Regions from separate parts of the Homo sapiens genome. Here region 2 is linked to region 1. A link is an interaction called in ENCODE POLR2A ChIA-PET data of the cell type or tissue named here. Cell type or tissue: HepG2. All regions are shown on one strand. Each heading gives the region's core, and the rest is flanking DNA. Links, peaks and the distances in the headings are about the cores only. Region 1 overlaps GNAT1 (G protein subunit alpha transducin 1). Region 2 overlaps GNAI2 (G protein subunit alpha i2).

Region 1 (2,904 bases), core at 244-2,743:
CACCGACACGCAGAACGTCAAATTTGTCTTCGACGCTGTCACCGACATCATCATCAAGGAGAACCTCAAAGACTGTGGCCTCTTCTGAGGTAGGTCGCTGCCCTCTCCAGGCTCTTGCCTCAATACCCCAGCCCCGTCCAGCTCCCCACCCCACACCACGGCCCTGGAGCCTCACCCCCAAATCCTGGAGCCTACTGCCTCCAGGCCCCACCCCAGCTCCTCAGGCTCCACCCCACCGACAGAGGCCCCGCCCCACCCCACAAGTCCCACCCATTGAATTTCTTTTGGCCCCGCCCCAAGACCTCAGGTGTCACAGCTTCCAGGGCCGCCCCACCACACACAATGCCTAAACCCATTTATTTTGGGTCTCAGGGATGCTGACTGGGTTTCCTTTTCACAGGTGCCTGAATTCATGCGTGTCAGTCACCCTGAGACCTGGTAGCCCTAGCTGCCTTGCAGCCCCAAACCCCAGGACCCTATCAGCCCCCTGGGACTCCCTGGCCCCAACCTGCCACCTCACCAAAGCTCTGAGCCCTGCTAGCCTTGAGGCGCGGACCCTCCCCCATACCTCCCACAGTATCCCAGCGCCTCATGCCCCCAACCCCAAGCCCTGCCCTTCACCGCCCGGCTGCACTGGCCTCTAGGACTCACAGCAGCCAGCCCCAGCTAGGAACGGGCAGGACTTGGGGCAGCTGAAGCTCACGGTGACTCAGCAGTGCCCAACTGACCAATCTCCCGCAGCTCTCCTGCCCCTGGGGGCCCACGACTCACCTGGTGGGCCTGGGCTCAGCAAACAGCCCTCCCTCCCAGTATTTCATCAAGGACAGGGAATATCCCTCCCACACACAGGCCAGCTGCTCACCCTGCCACCTCCATGTGACAAGTTTGACACCTGTCTACCCAGAGCCAGTGACTGTCCCTCCCAGCAGCCTCCAAAGGGTCCAAAGTCCAAGCTAGCTCTGGCCTGTGTGGCCCCCACATAAATAAATTAGTGGGGAGGGGGCAGACCTGGGGGCCCTTGGGTGCCAGAGTGAGACACAGCAGGACCCTTCCCCAAATACTAGGCTCAGAGCAACCTCCAGCCTTCTCCAGCAGGATCTGCTCCCTGTGTCCTTGGACAGCAGATCCACACACCACTTCCCCACCCACACACAGTACCCTGGGCTGGTTGGACAACAGGATGGTGTGTTAAGGGGTTAAGGGAGGGTACTGTTGACACCAGCTATGGCCAATAGCTGGGCTGTCCTGAGGGGTGGCTGGGGACAGAGTCCAGCTCCCTTGGATCAGCCCAGAGGATTCAGGATAGGACAAAGGCCCTGGCTGTGCCCAAAAGGGTCTACCTCAGGTGGGGTTACAAGCAAACCTGGGTGACCCTCTTGTCCCTACCAGCAGCTTCTCTTGCCCCTTCCATTCAGGGTTCCCTGGCAGGGGAAGCTGAGAGCCATGGCTGAACTATCAGGGACAAAGGCCCATGTCCCCACATCCCTGCTCCCTCCTTCCTCATCCAGCACCAAATCTTTGCTTATGTCCACAGGCCAGGGCCTGTGCTGCAGTCGGGGACAAGGAGCTTCCGTCTGGCAAGGCCGGGGCACAATTTGCACTCCCCTCAGCTAGACGCACAGACTCAGCAATAAACCTTTGCATCAGGCTCCAGCTGTCCTTTCTTGGTGGAGGACTTAATTATCACAAGTCATGGGCATTTATTAAGTGCCCAGTGCTGGGTTGGGCATGAAGTGGGAAGATGGCCCCTCCCAGGAAGAAGTACCTGGCCTGACAAGGTGGGGCACTCTTGGGGGTATGGGACCAACTCATGGCTTTTCACGGGAGTTGAGGAGAGAGGAGCTGTGGAAAATATTCACTGGGACAGTCTTGGATCAAGAGGGAGTTTTGAGGTGGAGGCTCATTCTGGCAGGGACCGTAGTGTCTACCAGCCCCAGAAACATGGGCTTATGGCCACAGGAGTTCAGTGGAGCAAGAGCAGGGGAGGAGAGACGTGGACAGGTGCCCAAAGCCAGTCGGAGGGCCTGGGCTTTCTCAGAAGGTGATGGAGAGTCTTGGAAGCCCTCGAGGCAGGAACATAATTGCAGGGCTGGGATTAGGGTGAGGGAAGTGAGGCACACTCACCTTGGGTGCAACATTTAAGGCGATGCCAAAAAATTTAGTAACCAAGGTAAATAATATTAGGATAATATTTTTAAAAATCAAATGAATGCAAAACCCCACAATGAATGAAATATCAAAATCCAACAGAGGATCAAACAGAGGCATGCTAAGATATATTGGGGCTTGAAGCAAAGGGAAAACTATTTGTTGCTATATGTTTGTAGGGATTTTTTGCCAGTTTTAAAAATACATGTATCATAAAGTTTACTATCTCAGCCACTTGCCGGTGTATAGTTTGGTGGTGTTAAGTACATTCATAATGTTGTACAACCACCGCAACTGTTCATCTCCAGAACTCCTTTCCTCTTGTAAAACTGTAACTCTGTACCCATGAAAAAATAACCCCCCATTCCTGCCTTCCCCCGGCTCCTGGCATCCACCATTCTACTTTCCATCTCTATGAATGTGACTGCTCTAAGTGCCTCAGATGTGTGGGTCCATGAAGTCTTTGTCTTTTTGCAACTGGCTTATTTCACTTAGCATCATGTCTTCAAGGTTTATTCATGTGTAGCATATGGCAGAATCTCCTTCCTTTTTAAGGTTGAATAATATTCCATTGTATATATTCCACACTTTGTTTATTTATTCATCTATTGATGAATGGTTACATCTGCCTTTTGGCTATTGTGAATAATGCTGCTATGAACATGGGTGTACAAATCTCTCTCCCAGCCTCTGTTTTTTATTATTTTGGGTGTATACCCAGAAATGGAACTGGCAAATCATATGGTGAATCTTTTT
Region 2 (2,904 bases), core at 96-2,595, 50 kb after region 1:
GGGGTTCTGCTGTGTTGCCAGGCCAGGCCGTAAGGGACTGAGGGGGCTGAGGAAGGCTTAGGAGAGCCAGAGCAGAAGCGTCCAAGCCTCTCTGGGCCATGAAGCCATGCACAGAGCAGAGACCCGTGCATCCTCATGGCCACCCAAGACTGTGGGTCCCAGAGGGTCCAGTTCCTCACCATGAGACCTCAGACTGTCCTCTTCCCTCTCTGTATCCAGCACTAGAATCTGTGATGCTGTGATTTTTTTTTTTTTTTTCTGAGACTGAGTTTCGCTCTTGTTGCCCAGGCTAGAGTGCAGTGATGCAATCTCGGCTCACCACAACCTCCGCCTCCCAGGTTTAAGTGATTCTCCTGCCTCAGCCTCCAGAGTAGCTGGGATTACAGGCATGTGCCACCATGCCCGGCTAATTTTGTATTTTTAGTAGAGACAGGGTTTCTCCATGTTGGTCAGGCTGGTCTCGAACTCCTGACCTCAGGTGATCCGCCCACCTCAGCCTCCCAAAGTGCTGGGAATACAGGCGTGAGCCACCCCGCCCCGCCAGTGCCGTGATTCTTAGCATGGTCTCCTGGCCTGTGGACACAAGGACAGCTGCTGGCTTGGGTTGGGCCCTGAGGCAGTTTGGGGTGACTTTGAAGAGGCTACTCAGGGCAGGCCTTGGGTTTGGCACCCTCCCTCAAGGGGTACATTTCATAGATGAGGCCTAGGCTCCCGTTATCTTTCCCAGAGTCCACCGCCATGAATCAGAAGGGAAAAGAGGTCATTCAGGTGCCTTGGGAACAGCGGAGGGATGCCTGAAATGAAGAGGCCTCCAGGGAGACGGTGCCAAATGGCCCAGCTCCGCGTGATCCGCGTCTTGTCCAGCACCTCCTGGCTCCTGCACAGGCGGTACCTGGGGCCTGAGGCGCCAGCGATGAACAGGTCTGGGGCCTCCTTTATATCAGGCCAGCCTTCCTCACCCGGTGCCTGAGTTTCCCTCTGTGCAGTGGAAAGGGCCCCACTGAGGGAGACACACCTTGCCCCAGAAAGACTTTCCCATGTGTGGGCAGGACCTGAGGCCTCAGTTTCCCTAACACAGAGATCTCTGACTTGGCAGTAGGAAGCCAGGCCCTGCTTGGTAGTGCTCCCCTTTGGGCACTGTGAACCCCTGGAAGCCGCTGGAGGCAGCCGAGTGCCAGAGACTGGCGGGAGGGAGGTGTGGAGTCTGTTGGTCTGTTCAGGCATCCGTTATAGGGCCATGCCACACACATGGGTGGGAGTGTTGCCGGTCCCTTTCAAGACCTCGAGTCCCTGCCTCCCAGTGCCGGACCCGTGCTGAGCCTTCTCGGAGGGAATGAGGGGGGCCGGGGAGCAGCACCTGGAGGAAGGAAGAGACGCCAGGGGCGGGGCTCAGAGGGCCTTTGTCTGGCGGGGTCTCTGCCCCTCCCTCCCGTTGCCATGGTTTCTGTGTGTGCCGAGTCTCTGCAGGCTGGGGGCTTCCCAGGGACGGGCTGGTGGGTGGGACACCTTCCCCAGTCGCCCCTGGCTGAGGCTGCTTTTCTGAAACAAAACGCTCCCCAGTGCTGCCCAGCCCCCACTTCCTTCCACAGTGTCTCCGGCTGCCGGGCGCCCCCTGGTGGTGGCGGGGCATGGGTCCCTAGGACTGCAGGGGACGTGGGGGTGCACGGGATCTGAGAACCACAGGCTGAGCTGGAGATGTGGCACCTTCCTGGGATAAGAGAAGGAGGTGGTGTCCGGGCTGCCTTTGTGGTGGGCTCAGGGCTACCCCCACCTGCCCCACCATATCCCACTGGGATAGGCTGGGGAGTTGTGGCAGTGTGGGCGGGCCTGGTGTTGTGGGTTTGAGCTGGGCCGCTGCCCAAGTCTACCCTGTGGTCCCAGCCGCTGCTGCTTCTGAGAATCTCTGCCCTCGGGCCTGCCACGTCAGCTGGCTGCTCTTCCTGGCCCCACGTGTTCCCACGGAGCCCACCAGTATGGGGGTTCTCTCCAGGGAGGTGTGCCTGGCTTTCTGGGTGTGTGCAGCCAGTGAGCAATGTCAGCAGTGAGGCTCCTGGGCAGGAAGGAGGCCCCAGCTGTGTAGGAGTGCCGGGTTATACTGAAGGGAAGTGACGACACAGCGGAAAGCCAACAGAGGAGCCAGTAGCTCTGACTCCTGTCCCAGGTTATGCTGAGTCCCAGCAGGGAACCACCACAGCTCTGAATCAGCCTGTTAGCCGCTGTCCATTGCTCTTCATCTGCTCTTTATCTGAAAATCTTCAGAAGCTTTCCTTCAAATGAGATGACCACAGCAGTCTTCTCTGCAGGTTGCAGGAAATGAGAGGTTTGGGGAAATCTGTACTCTTTCAAAGGGTAGATAAATAGTGATAACTTTTACCTGAATGCTCACATGTGCCCCACACTGTGAGAAGAGCTTTGCATTTAATCCTTACCCATCTCTCAGAAGGAGACAGCGTTGTCCCATTTCACAGATGAGGTGCCAGAGAAAGGGCAGGAAAGGAGCTGAAGCTCTTGAGGATCTCAGGAAGGATCAGAGTGGACATCAGGGCTGTGGCAAGTCTGGACCTCCTTCTGGGAGAGGATCTGAAAATGGGAGGCAGGCTGGCTGGCTGCTTGAGGCTTGACAGCTCTGCCCAGGGGAAACTGAAGCCAGAAAGGATAGTAGCAAGTCCCAGCCTCCCAGCAGATCAAAGCCTATTAAGGAGTTAGAGGGTCCAAGATGAACAGATGCTGTGACTTGAATGCTGGGGCCTGGACTAAGCATCAAGTGACAAGACCTGTGGGCCTGTCTCTCCTGCTGCAGGGGCCCTGCTGGTCTTGTTCACGCAGGTGGAGTGGTACTGTCTCCCTTCTCTCATCGGTTCCCTCCTCTGGGGCTCAGCACTCCCAAAGTGGAAGCAGATGTTC

The links. Peaks named below come from ENCODE experiments on the same cell type or tissue, not always from the same donor. Only the 100,000 strongest peaks of a DNase experiment are listed, where the experiment ranks them.
Region 2: POLR2A ChIA-PET joins it to region 1 with 11 read pairs; 17 of 35 experiments call an interaction of 5 or more read pairs at or near these places.

The regions. Positions count from the first base shown.
Region 1 is chr3:50,194,868-50,197,771 of GRCh38, forward strand. GNAT1 (G protein subunit alpha transducin 1) reads left to right here. Exons shown (of 9, transcript NM_144499.3): 8 at 1-89; 9 at 401-2,829. The coding sequence ends at 88. Among named protein-coding and RNA genes, the nearest start is that of GNAT1, 4.7 kb to the left of the region's middle. RefSeq lists enhancers at 1-48, 101-632. In HepG2, for the core only: no CTCF peak of the experiment used is centred there; DNase peaks (open chromatin) are centred at 304, 814 and 1,184; H3K4me3 peaks cover 1,035 bases.
Region 2 is chr3:50,244,756-50,247,659 of GRCh38, forward strand. All of the region lies in intron 1 of GNAI2 (G protein subunit alpha i2), which reads left to right. Among named protein-coding and RNA genes, the nearest start is that of GNAI2, 10 kb to the left of the region's middle. RefSeq lists enhancers at 884-1,599, 1,332-1,431, 1,600-2,315. In HepG2, for the core only: a CTCF peak has its summit at 1,608 (motif pointing left); a DNase peak (open chromatin) is centred at 1,609; H3K4me3 peaks cover 303 bases.